Regions from separate parts of the Homo sapiens genome. Here region 2 is linked to region 1. A link is an interaction called in ENCODE POLR2A ChIA-PET data of the cell type or tissue named here. Cell type or tissue: PC-3. All regions are shown on one strand. Links, peaks and the distances in the headings refer to the core of each region. The heading gives the core; the rest is flanking DNA. Region 1 has its middle 70 kb from the start of HLX-AS1. Region 2 overlaps LOC101929750 (a long non-coding RNA gene).

Evidence for each region. Peaks named below come from ENCODE experiments on the same cell type or tissue, not always from the same donor. Only the 100,000 strongest peaks of a DNase experiment are listed, where the experiment ranks them.
Region 2: POLR2A ChIA-PET joins it to region 1 with 5 read pairs; 4 of 35 experiments call an interaction of 5 or more read pairs at or near these places.

The regions. Positions count from the first base shown.
Region 1 is chr1:220,944,415-220,955,985 of GRCh38, reverse strand. No RefSeq gene overlaps it. Among named protein-coding and RNA genes, the nearest start is that of HLX-AS1, 70 kb to the right of the region's middle. In PC-3, for the core only: no CTCF peak of the experiment used is centred there; no DNase peak of the experiment used is centred there.
Region 2 is chr1:221,082,697-221,094,267 of GRCh38, reverse strand. All of the region lies in intron 5 of LOC101929750 (a long non-coding RNA gene), which reads right to left. Among named protein-coding and RNA genes, the nearest start is that of HLX-AS1, 210 kb to the right of the region's middle. In PC-3, for the core only: no CTCF peak of the experiment used is centred there; DNase peaks (open chromatin) are centred at 4,817 and 6,147; H3K4me3 peaks cover 1,260 bases; H3K27ac peaks cover 2,225 bases.

The DNA.
Region 1 (11,571 bases), core at 2,022-10,021:
TTTCGAGTTCCAGATGTTTCCTTACCTGCGATTTTGTCACTGTTTAGTGACTTTAGGCAATTCATTTAACCATGTAAGCATTAAATGTGATCATGAACATAAAAACATTGATCACAGTAGCTGGTCTATATGAATTCTCAATAAGCAATGGAGATGGCAGTGGTGATGGTGATATCATTGCTAACATCGTCACCATCAACCCCTAACCTCCCAGAGATTCCAGGGAGGGTCCGTCAGGCCACCCTTCCTAACACTGTTACACCACTCACCCCATGGCCTAGTCTACAAGGCTCTTAAGAACATGGCTTCCCATCTACCTCCCCTTTTCTCTTCAGCCCAGTGTCTTCCTCCCATAGAACAGTCATTTCTACAAAACTGCCCTTCCTTCAGTCTTTCTCTGTTTTCCAGAACTTCCTGTGGAATTCACGCCCCTGGAAAGGACAGACCTTCTTCCCAAGAACACAGAAACTGCCTGCTACAATTCTCAGGTGGACCCTCAGCAGGTGGGAGTCAAGGGTGATCTTGTACTTGTCTGCTCCCCACTGGAGGTTCTCTCTCGGTCTGCTATTACTTACTGCATACCTCTGGACTGTGTTATTAGCCATCAAAGGCTGCAGGGGCCCCAGCTGCCACAAAACAGACACATAAAGAAAAAATGTGAAGCCAAAAATGAATTACTACAGCTGAAATATGTGAAAGAGGCAGTGTTTCTATTTAGAGGTCCACCGTCTCCCCACCAGGCCTCTACATATTATTCACCTCCCACAACCCACACTCTCGTCCCCCTCCTATTCTTCGACCAGTTGCCAACTAATCTCACCCCACTCCCAAAGACAGGCCATAGGTATACCAAAAAGGGCCATAGCTGGCAGTCAGGAATCAGGGGTCCAGGCTGGATCCTGCTGATGATGAGCACATATATGTTTTCTCAACCTCATTTTAAACCAGCAACCCTACTAGAGGATCAATCACCTTAGGCAGTGTAGCGAAACCCCTTCTTTACCTCAGTGACAGGAGAAGAACAAAATGAACTTCCATGTCCTTGCAGTGTCCTCTAAAGCAAGCTTTTCACACTTAGAAACTAAAATTGCTAAATCAACAGGGCCTAAAGATGTGGGCGTGTGATGCAAATTTTTGCAAGTCCTTCATGAGGAATAATGGTTATTAGAAAAAAAATGATGCAAAACCCTATCACCTCTTCTTTCCCTCTTAGCTCCTAGATAAGTGTATTCTAGCTGCGGAATAAAATGCATCACAGATTTGGTCACCAGTTCAAAGCATATAATGGATTTTGTAGGACATCTCTCCACCCACACAAACTTTGCCCTTCTTGCTATCACAATAATCGAGTCTTCACTAAGCCATGTTACCATTCTACAAAACCAGATGCTTCTATGAGATGAAATACAAAATAAGACCAGTGAATCATGTAGGTATGGAAGAATTACCACATTTTTTCATTGTAAAATTAGTTCTGTGGTCAGAAACAATATTGTGTGGTCAGAAACAATATTGTGTGGAATGCCACATGTGAACAAAGCATTCACTAAGTCCGCATATGCTGAAGCTGACAAAAGCTCTGTAAGCAGAAAAAGCAAATTCATTTCTAGAATAATTATCTCTTTCAGTAAAAACAAAATACTGCATTGTTCTTGATGTAAGTGGTTCAATATAATCAATCTATCTGCCAACAGGTGTCTGTCTGAGAAATGATGTTTTATCAGGTTTAGACTTGGCTTCTGCTATTAGTAGGTTGTTTGTATCTCTCTTATAATGGGGAAATTAGAGAGTGTGAGCTATCTCTTCCCTAAACAGAGTTTGTACTTGTCCCCCTGGAATATGCTGGTCTTTGACTTTGGATACAGGTCTGTAGGTAATAAAGAATGGTCTTGAGAAGCAGGTCTTGGGAAAAATTAGAATCTACTTATAAAAGAACTGCTGTAGGTGAGCTTATCGTAGACTCTTCAGGCAAGAAAAGGCCACCCTCCTTAGACAGGGAAGGAGGAGCTTCTTCTGCTGGCAAGAGAGTACCAGTTAGATGTGGAGGTTTAAGGTACTCAGATTCAACCCCTTCTCACATGTCTTAGTTAAATTTTTATGGTCTTACTCTTTGTGAAGCAGTGCTATAATTTTCACATATGACAGGACAAAGCTTTAAATTCAACCTGCAATATAATTCTATAATCTGCAGGATTAAATTGTGGGTCTGACCTTTTTATACATTGGTCCTGCAACTACAATATCTAAGAGATTCTTTTAGCTCAGTCATACAAGTTCTCTGGCTCCCTGACTGTGCTTTAATCACAGTTCTTTAATCACAGATCCTTTAAACTCCTATAGTAGTCATAAACCATTGCCACACACCACAGTCCCAGTAGTCATTATTCCCACAATTAAAGTTCACTGCAATGGCCGCTTTTTCACCCAAAACCTTGTCTTCAATACAAAATTTGTTGTAGACAACAGGTGATCACTTAAGTAATGCTTTTGCTATTGCATGCCATGGATTATTAATATCCATGTCACTAGCAATTATGTCATCACTGCTTTCAAACACAGGCAGGTCAAATAACAAATCCCAGATTTATATCATAAAGACATATTTCCTGCAACCACTACTGATACCAAATATTTTATCACTCGAAATTCAGCCAGGAAAACACCAACATACAATGTATTTCAAGCAAGAAAGGATTTAATACAGGGAATTAGGTACTTAAAAATTGATGGATTTCACGGAGGAGCAAAGGTCAAGGAAGGATGTTTCTACCTCTCAGAGAATTAGGAGATTTCTGTCAACCAGGTCAAAACTACAGGAAATCACTGTTGACATTCACAGCTGCTGCAGTAAAATGCTGTAAAATCCCATCTGTCAAAACCCTCATGTCTGCAAGCCATAGATGGAGGAAAATTAATGACATCTGCATCTATTCTGCCTTCCAAATATTTTATTAATGCTTCTCATTGGCAAAATATGAAGTGTAACCTTACTGTCAAGAGATTCTGAAAATCATAGTTCCAGGATGCTAGGGGAGGGCAAAAAAAAGTACTGGAATGTTTACAATGGGAGTAGAATTTGAAAAGGGAGAACAGTAAAATACATTTAAACAAGAATGAGGACTTGTAGAGATAATGACAATGTGCTGTGAATTAAGGAATATAAATCAGTCAATTCTCTGTGCCTGAGATTCAGGTACAGGCATATATATAGAAGATATATATAGAAGATATATATGCATATATATAGAAGATATATATAGAAGATATATATGCATATATATAGAAGATATATATATAGAAGATATATATGCATACATATAGAAGATATATAGAAGATATATATGCATATACATAGAAGATATATATAGAAGATATATATGCATATATAGAAGATATATATGCATATATATAGAAGATACATATGCATATATATAGAAGATAGATATGCATATATAGAAGATAGATATGCTTATATATAGAAGATAGATATGCATATATATAGAAGATAGATATGCAGATATATAGAAGATAGATATGCAGATATATAGAAGATATATATGCAGATATATAGAAGATATATATGCAGATATATAGAAGATACATATGCAGATATATAGAAGATATATATGCATATACATAGAAGATATATATGCAGATATGTAGAAGATATATATGCATATACATAGAAGATATATATGCAGATATATAGAAGACATATATGCAGATATATAGAAGATATATATGCAGATATATGCATATATAGAAGATACATATGTATATATATGCATATATAGAAGATACATATGTATATATGCATATATAGAAGATATACTGTATATATGCATATATATAGAAGATATATGTTTATGTATACATATATATAGAAGATATATATATATCTTCTTGTTTTTTATGTATTTTATACAGGTATGTGTATATATACACACCATATATACACACACTCACACATGCACACACACCTTCTTACTTCTTCTAACTCAGAAGAAATTATTCAAGAGAAAAACATTATCTGTGCATTTAAAAACCTCATTAAGTATTATACACAAGAAAAAAAGTATAGTTGATTCTCAATATTCTCAAGAGCTACATTTGGATAATTTCAAGTATCCTAAGTTTGTGAATTTCTTTACTTTCCCTTCAATTTAGTCAAATTTTGTTGTATATATTTTGAGGTTATGTTATAAAGTATATACCACTTCAGTATTGCTTCATATTCCTGATTGACATTTTATTATTATCAAATATTCCTCTTGCTACAGTAATGTTTGCCTTTATGTCTAATTTGTTTGGTGTTACTATATGTACTCCAGCTTACTTTGAATTATAATTGCATATTATACATTTTTTTCATCATTTTATTTTCAAAATTTCTGTCTTTATATTTAAGGTCTGTTTCCTATAGGCATGATATAGTTGGTTTGATTTTCAATCCAGTCTGTTGTATTAGTCTTTTAATTATGGCATTTATTCCATTTACATGTAACATAACTACCAAAATATTTGTACTTAAAACTACTATCCTACTATTTGTTTTATATTCATCTCACTTTTTATATTTTCCTTTTAATTTCTTATCTTGATTTCTCTTGGACATATCAATAAAGATTTTTTAGGGATCCAGTTTCTCCCCTATTGTTAGTTACACATTCTTTACTACATTTTTTAGTGGTTACCTTACATATTATAAGATCCATCCCTGACTTTCTAAAGTCTAATATAAATTATAACTTTTACTTTCCAAAATGAAGTGCATACTTGAAAACATTTTAAATTCCATTTACCCACCACCCTCTTTTTGAAATTTATTGTCATATATTTTACAATAAATATATTTTAAACCCCATAAGACATTGTTAATATTATTTTATATAAACAGTGGTAGTTTATATTTGTCCATGTATTTATTTGTTCTATTGTTTTGTATTTCCTTCTGCTATTTTCAGATCCAGGATAATTTAACTCTGCCTGAAGAACTTGTTACAGAATCTTTTATTGTGGTCTGCTGATGACAAATTACTTGTGTTTTTGTCTGAATATGCCTTTATTTTGTACAGATTTTAAATAATATTTTCTCTGAGTATAAAATTCTAAGTTGACAGTTATTTTCCTTTAAAATTTAACATGTACCATTGTCTTCTGGCTTCTATTGTTTCTCTTGAGAAATCAGCTGCAAGTCTTAATGTTCCTTTAAAGACTTCTTTCAAGATTTCTCTAGCTACTTTCAAGTGTTTTTTTGTTTTGTTTTTGTTTTTTTGTCTTTTGTTTTCTTAAGTGTTTTTTTGTTTGTTTGTTTGTTTTGAGAGGAGTCTTGCTCTGTCATCCAGGCTGAAGTGCAGTGGCATGTGGCATGATCTTGGCTCACTGCAACCTCCATCTCCCAGGTTCAAGCAATTCTCCTGCCTCACTCAGCCTCCCAGGTGGCTGGGATTATAGGTGCACACCACCATGACTGGCTAATTTTTGTATTTTTAGTAGAGATGGAGTTTCACCATGTTGGCCAGGCTGGTCTTGAACTCCTGACCTCAAGTGATCTGCCCACCTTGGCCTCCCAAAGTGCTGGGATTACAGATGTGAGCCACCATGGCTGGCCTTGTTTTCTTAAGTTTTACCATGCTATGATAAGGAATGGATTTCTTTGTATTTAGCCACTTTGGGGAATGTAGTGCTTCTTGAATCTGTGGCTTGATGCCTTTGGTCAGTATGGGAAGTTTGGAGACCTTTTATCACTTTGAACATTTTTTTTAGGTATTTTAACCATTTTTAAGTATATAATTTAATGGAACTAATTACTTTCACACTCTTATTCAATTGTCGCCACTGTTCCCAAAACTTTCACTTTGAACATTTTTTCTGTCTCATTCATGTTTTTTTCCCCTTCCGAGGTTCAAATTACATTGGACTTTTTCCTAAAACTTGACATATTTATTACATTGTTTTCTATATTTTCTACTCTTTCTCTATTCCATACTTATGTCAGTTTTCTTTCCACTAAATTAATCTTCTAGTTTTTTAATCATGTCTTCATCTGTGTTTAACCTACTATTAAAACAGTTTACTTTTCTTAGTTTCAGACATTTTCATTTTAGTTCTCAAATTTCAATGTGTCTCTTTTTTTTGTGGATTACATTTCACTCCTATGGTTTTACTAATGAATTCTATTTACTTGAACATATTAATCACAATTTTTAAAATGTATATGATACCTCCAAATCCAGATTTCCCCGTCTCTTTCTATAAACTGATAAATGTCCCACTCCTTTCTCATTATCTAATCTATCTGGCATTTTTAAATCAAATACTGTGAAAATTTATAGAGATAATTTGAGTCTTGGGTGGTATTATCTTCTCCAAGACAGAATTTACTTTCTAAAGCTAATATTTATCATGAAAATTTTTAAACATATGCAAAAGTAAAGAAGGGAGTATAATGAGTCCCCAAGTACTCATCACCCCGTTTTTAAAATGTATCAACTCATGGACAATCTTACATTAGCTATAGCCTCACACTTCCTCTACCACTTCCAGAATATTTTGTAGACAATCCCATAAATATCTAGCCCATAAATATTTCAGTATGTACCTCTCAAAGGATTTGAGAGATAAATATGTATATCCTAAAAGCATATTCACAATATCATTATAAGAAATGCAGATGTGGTTTAATATTCAACAAGCAAAAAGTGTAATTCACTACATGGATGAAATAAAGGAAAAATATCAATGATTATCTCAAGAGATGCAGCAAAAGCTTGTGAAAATATTCAATATCCATTTATGATTTTAACAAATAAATAAACTCTTGAATGAGAAACAGAAAGGAACATCCTTCTGAGAAAGATTATCTTCAAAAAGCTTATAGGAAATACCATAGTTAAGGTGAAATATTTAAAGTTTCCCCCTCTGAGATTAAGAATGAGGTAAATACTCCCCTTATCATCATTTCTATTTAATTATACTGGAAGTTCTAGCTAATGTAATAAGGCACAATTAAAAATGTTATAAAGGAAGAAAATAAAAGATATATATTTTTTAAATCCCGGTAGATCTGCAGATAAATTATGAGTATTAATAAGCAAATTTAGTAAAATCACTGAATAAAAAGGGCAATGATACATAAAAACAAATTGTTTTCCTTAATATCAGCAACAATTATAAAATTAATTCTTTTAAATAAAACTATTTGCAAAACAACAATCAAACACATAGAAACAAATCTACTGAAAATGTACAAACTTCTACATAAAGCTGCAAACATTTTAGAAATTAAAAAAGAGTTAAATAAATTAAGAGATATACTAGGTCTATGGATTTGGAAGATCAACATTATAAAGATGTTAATACTCCCTAAACTAATCTATAGATTCAATTACATCCTAACTAAAGTCTTAACACTTTTTAAAGGAAATTGGCAACTTATTTCTAAAATATGTGGAAGGGTGAAGGGCTAAAAATAACCAAGACAATCTTGATAGTTCGAGAATTAAAGTACTAGCTATGATGATTTTTCTATAAAGCTGCAGTGAGTGAAAAGTGTAAGATTGGCAAGGATAAATAAATAAACCCATGGAACAAAACAGAATGTCTAGAGACAGACCCATGCATGTGTGGACATTAGTTTATGAAAAAGGAAGCAAGCACTGAATACCTGCAAGGAAAGAATGTTTTTTTCAAGATGCAGATATTAAAAATAACTGAATCTAGACATGTATTTCACACCATAGGCAAAAATCAATTTCATGTGGAATATAGACTTTAATGTGAATGGTGAATCAATAAAAGAAAACAACATAGTATCTACAAGTAGGCAAAGATTACTTAAACAGGACACAAAAATCATGAATCATAAAGGAAAAGACCAATAAAGTGGGTTCTATATTAAAATTAAGACTTCTGTTTACCAAAAGTCACCAGCCTAATGAAGATTACTACCTCAAGGAGATGTCAACATACACCTATCACAATGATTACAATGAAAAAGACTAATAATTCCCAGGGATGGCAAGGATGGGAAGCAGATGGACTATCATACACTGCTGGGGCTATAAATCAGTAAACTCTTTGAAAAAGTATCTGTGGTATCTATTAGAGCTGAACATATGCACATTCAAAATAACTCAGCAATGTCACTCCCATATATATTTCCCAACAGAAGACGATTACATATGTGCACCAAAGATAGGTACAAAAATGGTCATAACAGCATTATTTGTAATAGCTTAAAACTGAAAATAACGCAAATGTCTATCAACAAATGTCTATAAGATTTTGATAAACTGGATAAAATCTTAAAATAGAATATTATCCAGCTATGAAAATAAACTACTGCTACATGTGACAACACAGATGAATCTGACAAATATTATGTTGCATGAAAAAGTCAAAACGAAAAGAGTTTGGAATCACCCTATGATTCTCTGTATATAAATTTCAGAAACAAGCATGATGAAATCATGGTGTTAGAAGTCTTGACAGTGGTCCCTTTTGAGAAGAAAGGGAAGATAGTAACTAAGAAGGAGCTAGTAATATTCTATTTCTTGATCTGAAAGATGGTTACATAAGTGTGTTCATTTTGTGAAAATTCATCAAGCTGTACAATCATAATTTGTGCACTTGGCTGAATGTAATTTATAGTTCAAAACCCCCATTAAAAATAAGATGTTGTGGAACATTAACTTGGTGAATTACTCTGAAATAATTAACAGTTATATTTATTTCAGACTATGTAAAGTCATGAAAAATATTTATGATGTACTAGTACATAAAAATCAGGATAGAAATTGTATGGATATCATAATTACAATTATGTATCAATAAGTAGCATATGAAAATAATTGGAAGAAAGTAAACTAAAATAATAAACAGTTGGATTAAAGTGAAGATATAATGGGCAATTTTTTAAAACAATTTTTAATGTCGATTCTTTTTTATATAAAAAGTAGAACACTTTTATAGAAAAAAGCAATAAAATTTTATAAATGTGAGCTTTTCATTTTGTCAATACTATAAAAGTCTTAGTGATTTTTGCTTAAAATTATCTTTGGGATACAAAGAGCAAATAACCAACGGACACCAGAATTACCTATTGGTGTCAAAGATTCCCAAGCCCCACCCCTTTCCTTCAGCTATTAACTGGCAATGTAAATTAGTCACCAGTCTCAATATTAACTTTTTAGAGTCATGAATGCGTTGATAATCTACTGTAAATTATAGATCCACTCTCCAGAAAAATATGGAGCATATGCATACATACAAAACAAAATGTTTTACAGTTTTCATGGATTCATAAATGCCCTGAAAGCCACACAAACTCAGGTGCATGGTCATGAAGCAAAGCTCCTCTGCCAATGGAGAATGGAATCCTCCAAGCATAGGTCAGATCCCACTCAAATCCACTCTGCTCCTGGTGCTATCAGACCAAATACTGGGTACCGAGTTATGCAAACCTCCTAACTCTTTCCTGCTTCTTGTCCCATTGCCTGTTTTCCTGAAAACCCTCTTGGCCATCCAAATTCTTAAATCAAGGGGAATATTTCCTCCAAATGATGAGTGAGGCCAATTCCACTACTGGCTACTCTCTTTCCTGCCCATGTGTTTGTCTTCCCTGATAAAAGCAGAAAGTCCATCTCTTCTCACTGTGGCTGTGTCTTTCTTCACTCCCTTGGAGAAGCCTTGCTAAAAGCGAGTCAAACTGACATGGTACTGGTTATAGAACATGACTGTCGATGCATACAGCCTACCTAGGGCCCCTTCTCTCAGCAGTAAGGTAACCATGCAACTCACTGTCCATTCCAGGACATTTATAAAATAAAGAGGGTAATAGCAATAATTACTCTGAGATAACAGGGATAAGCCAGGACTGCCCCACACTTAGAGACCATATGGATTCCCAACTTAGTAGGAACAAGAGTACAGCAAATGTAAATAAAATAAGCCTCTCTGCAAAGGCTGTTGGGAGAAACAAGCTTTAAATGTGGGCCCTTTTTGCCTATTTTTTATTGATCCCAGGACAGTGGATGGCAATTAACCTCAAAGTCCCTTAAGATTTAAGCATTCTCCTTAAAAAAGGTCTGCACGCCTATAGTAGGCAAGGAACTTAATCCTGGCCCCCAAGCTTCCTCAAATAGACTCTCTCTTGTCTCCACGATGTCAGGCACTTGTTGAAAGCTCACTGTCTATCTCTCACTGAAGGACCCATAATTTAGTCACCAGCCTTATAACCTTTGTGTCAGTAAGACTTTTATTAGATGAGGCTACTTCAAACAAAAAAAAATCAAGAGAGTGAATAGAGAGATACACATTCCACACTAACGTATGCGCTATTTTCAAAAGACACAAGTATGAGAATCAAAATGAGAGTAACCTTTCTTGATGCTTCCAATGGATTCCCAGTCCTAAGTCAAAAAGGAGAACCAGATAGCCTAGGGTTGGCTGTAACAAGAAAATCTCAGGGGACACTGCCTAAAACTTGACAAGACAAAATGACTAAGTGACCTTGTATATATTGAAGCTTTCCCAAGTGAACCTAGATCAAGCAGAGAGGTAGGCATAGGCTCCTAAGAAGGGTTGGAATTTGGGCCCTTCTCCTTAGACTTATAGACTGGGCTGACCTTAGACATCATCTCATTCAGTTGTTTAGCTTTTCCCAAACATTTTGAATTATGTATTTGAAATAAGTGGAATGCAATTGTTCTACAAAATTGTACTGGAAAGTCCAAAATGGAAAGTATGTAACCAAGGTGATGAGGGGCCTCACTTTCCGCTCTTTTCTTCTTCTGTCTAGAGCCCCAGGGAGTTTCAGGAGTTTAGTTGAAGAACAGTGGATCTGACCCAACCCCTCATTTTACGTAAGATGAATTCCAAGCCCTGAAGTGTAGGTGACTTGTTCATGATCTCAGATGTGCCCAGCAGCAACACTGGAACCAGACCCTAGTTCTTGCCTGACTGACAGCCCAGTGATCTCTCTATGATACCTGGATTTCCCAAACTGGAAGACACATACTTCCACAGTAGCAAATGAGTGGCATATAAGGGCAACCAGAGACCCCAACATAAACCAGGCACATCCTGGAGCATTCATTTTCTTCAGAAGTTTGACAGATTTGGAATAAAACAAACTCAGGTATATTATAGATTAGATGGCTGATTTTGCAAAAAAAAAAAATTATCTTTTAAAACCCACACAATTTAGAGAAAATATTGAGCCTTCTCAATAATATCTGGCACTGCTGATTTTAGTGCCAGATTCCCCTGGAAGTGCACATTCATTCCCCTTTGATTTAATGGAGACTTTAGTCAAAAACTCTGTTAAGCACTGCTCCACACTATGCTGCTGTCATTCTCCTGCCTTTAGTGGGTAGCACAAAAATTACCAGCTGTTTAACTCTGGGCAAATTACCCATGCTTTCTGTACCCTGATTTCCTCACCGGTAAAATAGAGATGATAATAGTACCCACATCCTGGGATTGTTACTTATTATAGAACAATGTCTGTCATACTGTAAACATTGTGATATATAAAATGATTTCTTTAACCATTCATATGATTGGTAC
Region 2 (11,571 bases), core at 2,359-10,358, 140 kb before region 1:
TGGGTCTTTTAAGCTTCTCAGATGTTTAGATTCCAAATAAACAGTAGTAGGCAGTTTGAAAATGACAGCAGAAAGTCATTGCTCCAGGGGAAGAAGCTGAGCTTCCTAAACCACAGACTGGGGAGTGTGAGCTCTCTTCAAATGCCTTGGGCAAGGCAGCCCCAACCCAGGCAGTGCAGCGTGGTCTGCCATAGCTCTGTGTGTACCCGGGGGTGATCAGGGCTGGATGTAATCTAAAGGAGGTAGATAAGCTCAAGATACATGATCTGTTTCCCTGCCAAGAGCAATTTGCTTGACAAGCCTCCTGCTTATAAAATACTAAGGCATTCTTTTTGGTATTAAAAAGTTTTGGTCTTTATAAATGAACTATATCTGCAATGGGAAAGGAAAAAATTGAGCAATTTGATTTTTTAAAGAACTAGATGGATAGTGAGCACAGTTTATAAGTTTCCCAGATGAAGGAAATGAAAATCAGTTGTAGTTTTCAGATACTGGTGTGTCCACATATGGGAAATTTTTATCTTTACAGGAATCAAAATAATCTAACTTTTAAAAATACATGTTTTAATGTTTTAAAAAGCATTGATAATCCACTTTTCTTTGATCCTTACAACAAGTTTATAAGGTAAGCAGGGAAGGAATTATTCTTATTTTACAGATGAGGGAATACATCCACAAACCTTAAGATACTTCCCCAAGACTTTGCAGCTAATAAATATGTCTATATAAGTGAACTTGACCCAAGTTCAGTTTGCTGATGCCTTTCTACAATACTCTGTGCTCCTGCAACACCTCAACTTTTCATTTGCATTTTGTATTGATTTGTAAGGTAAACCACTTTGCTGTCATTTATTTTAAAGTTATTTACTGTGATGATTCTTCCTAAATTAATATATAAGCTTATAACCAAAATTAAAAAGTGATAAAATCCCAATAGAAAGCTTTTGCTAATTTATTTTTTTAAGTGATTTTAAAGTCACCTGGAAAAAGGTAGGCCACCTAATTTTTAAATGGGGGTAATAATGGGGCAAATAGCAATAGAAGCTATTAAAATAAGTCTATAACAGTTAAATAAGGATGGTACTGACACAAGGCTACACGAAAAGATGGAACAAAATCAAAGTTTCAGTAACAGTCCTTGGTATAGATGAATATTAAATATTTATAAATTGGAGCATCACAAATTAATGGAAGATAGAAGCATTTTTCTACAATTTGTCTTAGGATAATATTTTTAGATATTAATGAAAATAATTTATAGCTTTCAATTATACTTATACACTTAAAGATCAGATAGAATAAAGAGTTAAAATATTTTAAAAAATTAAAGTCAAAAACTCAAAAGAAAATATAGGTCAATATTTATCTGATCTGTCTGAATGTAGAAGAACTTACTAAGCTCAAATTCAGTGGAAGAAATTACAAAGGAAAAATATAAATAAAGTAGGTTTTTTTTTGTTTTTTTTTTTTGTTTTTTTTTTTTGAGACAGAGTCTCACTCTGTCTCCCAGGCTGGAGGGCAGTGGCGCGATCTCAGCTCGCTGCAATTTCCGCCTCCCAGGTTCACACTATTCTCCTGCCTCAGCCTCCAGAGTAGCTAGGACTACAGGTGCCCACCACCACGCCCAGCTAATTTTTTGTATTTTTAGTAGAGACGGGGTTTCACCGTGTTAGCCAGGATGGTCTCGATCTCCTGACCTCGTGATCCACCTGCCTTAGCCTCCCAAAGTGCTGGGATTACAGGCGTGAGCCACCGCTCCCGGCCAAGATGATTTTTAATATTTTAATTTCCGTATATCACAAGACATGCCAACCAATATAAACATAGTAAGATGGGAAAAATAATTGTATCACATACGGGAGACAAAGTTATATACTCTCACTATATACAGAATTCAATCAAACCAATTTTAAAACTCTAAGAATTAAGTAGAAAACTAGGCAAAGGATGTAGCAGATAATTCAGAGATGCAAATGACTAATAAGTGTACAAAATGTTTAACCTCGCTAGTACTCTAAAGGCAAATTAGTATTATACAGCACCTTTTGCCTATCAAATGAGTAGAGTCTAAAAAATTATCATCCTTGAGGGTTGAAAAGTTGACATGAAGTTACACCCTCACTGCTAAAGGGCGAGACTGGAGCACCTCACTACAAAACAATTCGACTATGTTTCTAAAGTCCTTCAACCGTTCACACCTCTGACGTCAGGAATTTCTCCTAAGGAAATAATCAAACATATAACCAAAGATTTGTAGACAAAGATTATCTCCCGCAGTATTATGTATAATAAAATGAAAATATGAAAAAGCACTTAGAGGTCTAAAATTGTAGGATGTTTAGAAAAATGATGGCTTGAAAAGAAGATGAATGTTATGTACCTAATTGAAGGAGAAACAAAGAATTTGTATTACATGAAGAAATACTTTTGACATGATGTTCACTGAAAAAAATTCAAGCAGCAAAATCCATAACAATATGAGTTTAACAATTTGTTTAAATGCCTAAAAGAATACAAAAAGGAACAAGCCAAAAATGTAGAACTGGCTGGGCGCGGTGGCTCACCCCTGTAATCCCAGCACTTTGGGAGGCCGAGGCAGACGGATCACGAGGTCAGGAGCTGGAGACCATCCTGGCTAACAGGGTGAAACCCTGTCTCTACTAAGAATACAAAAACTTGGCCGGGCGTGGTGGCGGGCCCCTGCAGTCCCAACTACTCGGGAGGCTGAGGCAGGAGAATGGCGTGAACCCGGGGTGCGCAGCTTGCAGTGAGCCGAGATTGCGCCACTGCACTACAGCCTGGGCGACAGAGCGAGACTCCGTCTCAAAAAAAAAAAAAGCAGAACTACTTCTGCATGGTGAGATTATAATTGATTCTTTTATTCTGCTTCTTTAAATTTTTCCATTCTAAACATATTTTCTAAAATAAACAATTCACATCATGGGTATTGCGCTCTGTGCTTCATTCTGTTATTGTGCTGAAGACCTCTGATTCCTATGCAAATTTTCTGCTCTTTTAAAAATGTTTTTCATACTGAAAAATGAATTATAAAAACCAGTGGGACAGAGGGCTTCCTGAAGGGGATGGTGAATAGTGCTCATACAGCAAAGAGATCAATACTTAAAAATGGAAACACCCCATTAAACTTGGCATGTTGGAAGTCATTGGTGACTTGGATAAGTGTCAATGAGATAGACACAGGACAGATGCCAATGGATCAAAAGTGATTTGAGATGAAAGAGATGACAGCAAATATAGATTACTATTCCTAGAACTGTGACTGTAAAAAAAAAAAACAAAAAACAAAAAACGACAACAAAAAAACAAACAAACAAAAAAAAAACAAGGGTTTTTTGTTAATGGCATCTTGATTGCACTGGTTACCCAGCCTCAGCATCTAGTCATCTTTGATACTTTATCTCCCTTGCCTCCTATGTTGGAATTACCAATTCAATGAAATTTGTAGAAATCAATGCCTCTAAAATGAATAAATGTTTTTTTGATTTTCATGGCTACATCTTCATTCAGACCATCATTGTTTCACACCTAGACACTTCGAGAACTTCCTAACTTTTGGCCTAGCACTTCACGCCTGCAACAATCTGCAAACTAACTCCCTTGTCAGGTTTACCTACCTTGACGACCCCATTTGAGTGCTTTTCTCCAGCAAAACTCTCCACCAAAATCATCCTGCATTTTTTCACATCCTTAAATTAGTGGGAACGATGATTATTATTGTTATTGTCCTTGACATAAATTGGAGAGGGTCAATGATCCTGAGTTGTTAAAATAAGGCCAAAGAGTTTAAGTGACTTACCCATGATCTCACTTGGGCTGCAAAGTCAGGACCAAAGCTCTGAGCTCTTTTTGGCTGCTCCATCTGAGGTGCACACAGCTGCCCCATGTGTTCCAAGAGGCATGAGCTGAAGAGGAAGGAAGTTGGTCCCAACGAACTTTACTGGCTACTGGGACCATGGCATAGTTGACTTATTTTATAGGTGCTGTCTGATTGTGATGCTAAAACCTTAACAAGGCTTGAACCTCTTCTTTTATTTTTATTTTGCTGTCTAGAAGTATCATAGAATCACTTGATATAATCACTTTGAATTTTCTTGTTATTTCACAAGCAACATCCAATAGTTTAGTATCAGATTATTAGATAATGATTAATAATTCCTGGTTTATAATTACTTATATTAAACTATGGCCTGCTGTACAATTATGACTGTCAAAACCTCATCACACAGCAGGGGTCGAAACTAGTAAGATATTGCCCTGGGATTAGCCATTAAATCATCTGGAAATTGAGTAACCATCATCATATGGCAGTGATTTACTTATTTTTCACAAAAAAAAAGTTTATGTTACTCTAGCATTCTCTGAGATAACATTTTAGGACTCTTAAGAATCTAGAAAAGGTGATAAATATCTGCAGTTCTTTTCTTGTTCCCTATGGGGAGAAACTTTATACAATCACAGATATATATGTAGAGAATATCATGTAAGCCGTTGGTTTGGATCCATAAACATTTTAGGTTTGCTTTCCTGGATACCTAAGTTTGAAGGGAGCGTGGTTTCATCCACTTATTTAGACAAAAACATGAAGAAATTAGACTCTGATAATTTCTGAAATTTGCCTCAGAGAACTCACATTTTTGCTTTACAGACACATGCCTTGGAAGTTTTAGTAAGTGAGGTCATCTTCCTCTAATGTTTGCTATGCTTAATGACAATACAAATATGTTGAATTTATTAATTCACTTGTTCATATAACAAATATTTTAAAAATGTCTGCTATGCTGTGTTGTACTTGTAAGGTGACTCTGGATTTTAAAAAGGCCTGATTTGTAACATTTGGTGACTCCTGGGTGTATACACTCCCCTGTGGCTGATTTCAAGCTCCCAGTGCAATGTCGCTGAACACAGACTAGGAAGGAGATGAGCAGAATTGGCTCTGCCAAGCTCGTATGAGGCAGCGCCAGCCCACCCCTGATGCTATGTGTTTTATATATATATATGTTGTGTGTGTGTGTATGTATATATACATGGCATATATATGTGTGTTATACATATGCTATATATGTGTCTGATATATATGTGATATATATGTGTTACATATATGTGTTTGATATATGTAATATATATTTGTGATATCTGTACCATATGAAAATAGAAAAATTTATCTAAATCATCAAAAAAAGTTAAGATACTTTGATTCATTTCTTATTCAGGTAATAAACTGGAGTTCAAATTGAAGAGAGTAGTGAAAAAATTCTGGATGCTTTATTAGTTCTATACACAGGTTTTATTTCTGTGATTGACACAGATAACTCTGTGGCTGAAACTGCATCAGTAGAAATGTAATTAGTTCATAATTTCAATCATTTAATTGAATACTTGTAAATAATATTGAAATAAAATTTACATTTTCATTCCTTGGATATAAACCATTGACCAGTGTACACCTATGATTTTAGTTCATTTAGGATTGTATGGTGGTGAAATTAGTGTCATTTCATTAATATAAGCACATTCTTTATGTCAACTGGTCAGAGTAGTCTACTAAATTTTAAGGTTTGAGGTTTAATATTCTATGTTCTGTTGCATGGCTAGAGTACATCTACAGGCATGCCAGTAATCTTGTAGTGTCACAAGAGAATTTGATAATAGGGAATTGAATGATTAGTATAATCTATCCTCACTATTAAAAAAAAGTCAAAGGTAAGCCCTATGGATGACAATTTAAACACGTGCAGTGTGTCCAACATAATGCTAAGTTTATCATAAACTAATTTCTATAATGGTTATACAGGGTAAATATTATTATCTTAATTTATGTATGGAAATAGCTAAAGCTTAGGACAGTTTAGTAATCTGTTCCAGGTCACATAACCAACAGGGGTTGAAGCTCTGGTTCTTCCCTAGTACTGTCTGACTCTAAAGCCTAGGTTATCTTCAGAAGACAGAATAACCTACAATTTATACACAAGACAGTATAACCTACAATTTATAGAATCGTTATAAAGAATCAATAAGACCAGGATTGGAAAAGCTCTTGGAAAATTACAAATTGCTCCGTAATTGTTTTCAACTATAAAGTAATCCTTGTTAATTACTCAGAAAAAATATTTGCTATGTGACTAATATAAACATCCAGTGGGTTGCTCCATTCTAGTCAATCAGCTCCAGTCACCAGTTAATTTCTTCTCTGAATAAAAAATAAGTAGCACAATCTTAGCTTTTTCTGATTTCAAACACAATCAAATAATAAACCTTAATGCCAATCCCAATGCCCAGTAGGGTCTGTTACATGTTTTATAAGTATTTATGAGGTATTTACTGAATCCCAAAGAGTGATTACTGAATTGCTTTTCCATTAGAAGACTCAGCTCTAGTCAAATGGACTCACAAGCAGGATTAATAATTTGAGTTCATGTGGCTCATGCTCCCCAGTAGATGCATACATTCTAATGGGTTGTTTTTTAAAAACTGTGACTTTCTAAAAATTCTAAAGGTAGTACTACAACTATTTTATTTAAGAAAAGTATTGCAACTTTCCCTGGAAGTTTTATATTAAATGTTTTATTCTGATAAATCTTGAAGATGGTAGAACAAAAGCTACCATTAATTAAGCACCTTCTGAGTACCATTCACTGTATTACGAATTTAACTTTTTTTTTTTAATGAGTTAGAGTCTCGCTCTCTTGCCCAGTCTCAGCTCACTGCAACCTCCACCTCCTAGGTTCAAGCAATTCTCCCACTTCAGCCTCCCAAGTAACAAGGACTACAGGCACACACCACTATGACCCAGCTAAAATTTTTTTGTATTTTTAGTAGAGATGGGAGTCTCACCATGTTGGCCAGGCTGGTCTCAAACTCCTGACTCCTGGTGATCCAGCTGTCTCAGCCTCCCAAAGTACTAGGATTACAGGCATGAGCCACCGTGCCCAGTCTTTAACATATGTTTTGACCTATCCTAACAACCCTGAAAGATCAGCATAATTAAATGATAAGTACTGACAGGCGCTGGTATTGAAGCACTCCAGTATCACAAGAATAGGGGCCACAGGTGTACTAAACTTGTGTCTAATCAGCTAAAATGAAAGAAAAAGCTGAAAAGTACTGTGACCCACAGAATAAATTTCAATAAGGCACCGTTCTATATCGCACTGCCATCCCTCAGTTCTCAGTTGATTGCAGAGGTTTTCTCCAGCAGCATTCCTCAACCTCTGCCCTGTGTGCTGATTTCGGGTGCATTTTATCTGACTTTTTTTCACATTTACCAGAAAAAAAAATAAAGAACAACAAAAACTTTCCAAGAGGCTTACATTTATTTGAAAAATTGGGAAATTTGCAGATACATTTTGTCCTGAGGTTATAATGCCTACCTTAAAATAATTGGAAACCCTTATATCCAATCCTGAAGATTGAAGTCCGTTTATTTGTTAGAGGAAGGATATTTCGCAAATAGTTCTTAAAATTGACTCCCTGTTTGGCCTTCCCACTGCTAAGTGGCTCCTGGGGTTGTTTATTTATTAGAGTGACCAAACATAAGTATATCTCTTCTGACTAGTATGTCTCTCTTTACTTTTTTTTTTAAATATAGGAGTACAAATGCAATTGTGTTACAGGATATATCGCATAGTGGTGCAATCTGGGCTTTTAGTGTATCCATCACCCGAGTTGTGTACGTTGTACCCAATAGGTAGTATTTTATTTCTCTTCCCCCTTCCATTCTCCTCTTGGAGTCTCCAGTGTCTATCATCCCAATCTCTCTGTCCATATGCACCCATTGTTTAGCTCCCACTTATAAATGAGGACATGTAGGTTTTGACTTTCTGTTTCTCAGTTATTTCACCTAGGACAATGACCTTCGGTTCCATCCATGTTGCTGCAGAGATAGAGAGAGAGTACAAGTGCAGGAGCTGGACTTTCTGCCAGTTTGGGTGCAACACAAGCATCCCCAAACCTGCCTTGACTGCAGAATTTTATTGCTTTTGATGGTAACGGAAAACAGAAAGACTGCAGCTGGGCCTGAAGTCCCAAGTGGAGTTTAATGTGGCTGCAGATGAAAAAGTTGTGTTTTAACTTGCAAAATGAGAAAATATGATACAGTAATAAACATGGGTGGTGCCTAAGCATCAAATCTGTGTACAAAATTGCAGCATAATGAAACCAACAGAGGGGAACATCTATTTACTTTCACTCTTTTAACCACAATAATTTAAGAGCTTTAAATACTTTTGATGGAGTTACAGGCCTAATAAATGTCACATTCCAAAGTTTGAAAGCCTAAAAGTTACTCTGGATCCCTGCAGTTAAAACAACAACAAATATCCACAACTCAATCACTCAAAGTTCCAGTGATCTTATAAAGCAATCCAATTCTGCTCCCTTGAGCCGATGATATCACTTGTTAGACTTGTCTAATAAATCACTTGGTCAAATTTAATCTCTACTTGCACAATATTATTTAGCACCTCATACATTCTGTTCCCTGTTTAGGGCAATTCATTAATTAGACATTGTCATATCTGTGAAATCAGGATTATACTTGCCATCCTCATTTTTCATGTAAAGAAACAAAAGAGCAAAGACTTCTTTGCAGTAATGCCTTAGGCAAAAAACAATTCACATCATGGGTATTGCGCTCTATGCTTCATTCTGTTATTGTGCTGAAGAAGACCTCTGATTCCTGTGCAAATTTTCTGCTCTTTAAAAAATGTTTTTCATGCTGAAAAATGAGTTATAAAAACCAGTGGGACAGAGGGCTTCCTGAAGGGAATGGTGAATAGTGCTCATACAGCAAAGAGATCAATACTTAAAAATGGAAACACCCCATTAAACTTGGCATGTTGGAAGTCATTGGTGACTTGGATAAGTGTCAATGAGATAGACACAAGACAGATGCCAATGGATCAAAAGTGATTTGAGATGAAAGAGATGACAGCAAATATAGATTACTATTCCTAGAACTGTGACCGTAAAAAAAACAAACAAACAAACAAAAAAAAAACAAGAAAACAAACAAAAAAAACAAGGGTTTTTTGTTAATGGCATCTTGATTGCACTGGTTACCCAGCCTCAGCATCTAGTCATCTTTGATACTTTATCTCCCTTGCCTCCTACGTTGGAATTACCAATTCAGTGAAATTTGTAGAAATCAATGCCTCTAAAATGAATAAATGTTTTTTGATTTTCATGGCTACATCTTCATTCAGACCGTCATTGTTTCACACCTAGACACTTCAAGAACTTCCTAACTTTTGGCCTAGCACTTCACGCCCGCAACAATCTGCAAACTAACTCCCTTATCAGGTTTATCTACCTTGACGACCCCATTTGAGTGCTTTTCTCCAGCAAAACTCTCCACCAAAATCACCCTGCATGTTTTCACATCCTTGCCTTTGTTTTTGTTCCAAGCACCCCATTAAATGCATCACCATCCTTCAAGATCCATTTCAAGTATCATCTTCCCCATGAAGCTGGCCTGCCCTTTCCAGGCAGAGATGGTCTTTCTTGTCTCTGGCTACCTTAGACCAACATGTTACTCATCATTCACTATACATTCATCAAGGCTTCTTGAGTTCCTTCATAACAGGGACCCCAGTATTTAGCTCTCCCCTGAACTTAAACAGTACTCTTCATATTATATAAAAAGGCACCTGACACAAAGTTGGTGGAATGGTATTTCTTATTTGTAGCTACATGACAGAGATAGCTAAAAATGTGGCTTCTGGTTGTTTTCGCTAACAGTTACTCATTTTGTACCTGGTTCCTGATTGCAAAGTTATGATGTTTCAGAGTAAAACCAGCCACTTTCCTAAGACTCCAGAAAAAAAAAACAGACTCCTATGAACAAACTGTTTCCAACACTTATGCACAGTAATAACAAATCTGTTGAAAAACCAGTTAGTTGGTACAAAGCAGTTATCACTTGAACCAATAATATTATCAGGTCACACCTTTTAGTTAACAAAACTGAAGACTATGCAGGAAGCTTTATGCAGGGAACTAAGTGTAAGATTCTTAACTGTTGGAGATAATATGTTGACATCATTTAAATTTGTTCTTTCATATTTACTCATTTATTGAATATGTATTGGTTGCATATCATGTGGACAGCACTGTATTAGGTATCACTTTTTCTTCCACTTTTTAAAAAGTTTCCAAAGCTTACTGATGTTGGGGGAAAACCTCGTCCCCAGAGCCTTGGCCTTGAATTCAGAGGTTTCTGAACTGAACTCTGACTGCTTCTAACTCATAGCCATGCCAGTCCACTTTCCATGCCTTCCTTTCCTCATCCATTCACTAAGAGGTGGAGAAAAAAGACAAAATAATTCCATTTGTTAAAAATGAATCTAGGGTCCACTGTGCATAAGAATAGAGCTACAAAGGGTGTATTCGGAAGCAATCTACAACGATCACAGTAAGTACATCTTGAATAAGTCAACAGAAACAAGAACATTTTGAAGTGTTTCAGGAAAAGTAAAGAAATTAATGTAAAATAAATGAAAGAGGAATATTCCCGTGCATCCAGCACCCAGATCCAAAAATAGCGCCATAGAACATTAACAGCAGAAAGGATAGCCACTATCCTGGATTCTAACAGGAGTCTACATATTTTTTAAAGTTTCCTAGCTTATTAGTTAGGTTTTGAAGCAACTGTTTTAGGAAAGTTAGCAAAGAATACCTTACAATCTTAAAGTTATTTTCAAGTTCTTTACATAGGGGTGTGTGTGTGTGTGTGTGTGTGTGACAGAGAGAGAGAGAGATCAGATATGCTTGGATCGCCTTCCCCTGCCCCAAGGATCTGGAAATATGATACATGGACAACAATTTATTTTCCATGGATATATGATTGAGTTCTTTAGCAGAGGTGGAGAAGGAGGTGACATGATAAGAATAATGTCTTAGAGTCTAATTCCATCATCCAAAGGTGTGGGTTGAAATTAGGGACAATTGGAGCCAGAGAGACAAGGGACTAAGCTATTTTTATAATACAGGTGTGAGATGACAAGGGCTGATATTAAGCTAGTGACTGTGGATATAGGGAAGAATGGTTGGTTGGAGAGATATTGCGGGCACATAATAAATTCCAGAGGATATATTGGCAGATGCCAAAAGACAAGATTTCCCAGAATTAAATCCCGATGCTCATAAACTCTGGTATGTTCCTTTATCCCACAGTGTGGGACTGTGTGTGCATGTATCTATGTGTGTTTGTGTGCCTGCAGCTTCACCCCAAAAGATCAAAGCCTAATTACTGTACAAACAGACATAAACCACATGAATACAAAACAGTCTCTGTCAACTGAGAAGTGTTGAGGACATCTTTTTGTAAGTTTCATGCCTCTTAGGTAGAGTTCAAAATGAATATCATCTAATTTTGGATCTTTATTCCAAGGTGAGACAGGATGCCCTGTTTTAATCAAGAGTTTATAAAATTAAAGGGTGTGAGATCACCTATTCTGTTTTCTAAAAAATTGATGTAGATAGATACTATGAATGCTACCACACACACCTCATTCCCATCCTACAGAATATATCCTATACCATTCTGGAGGCCTC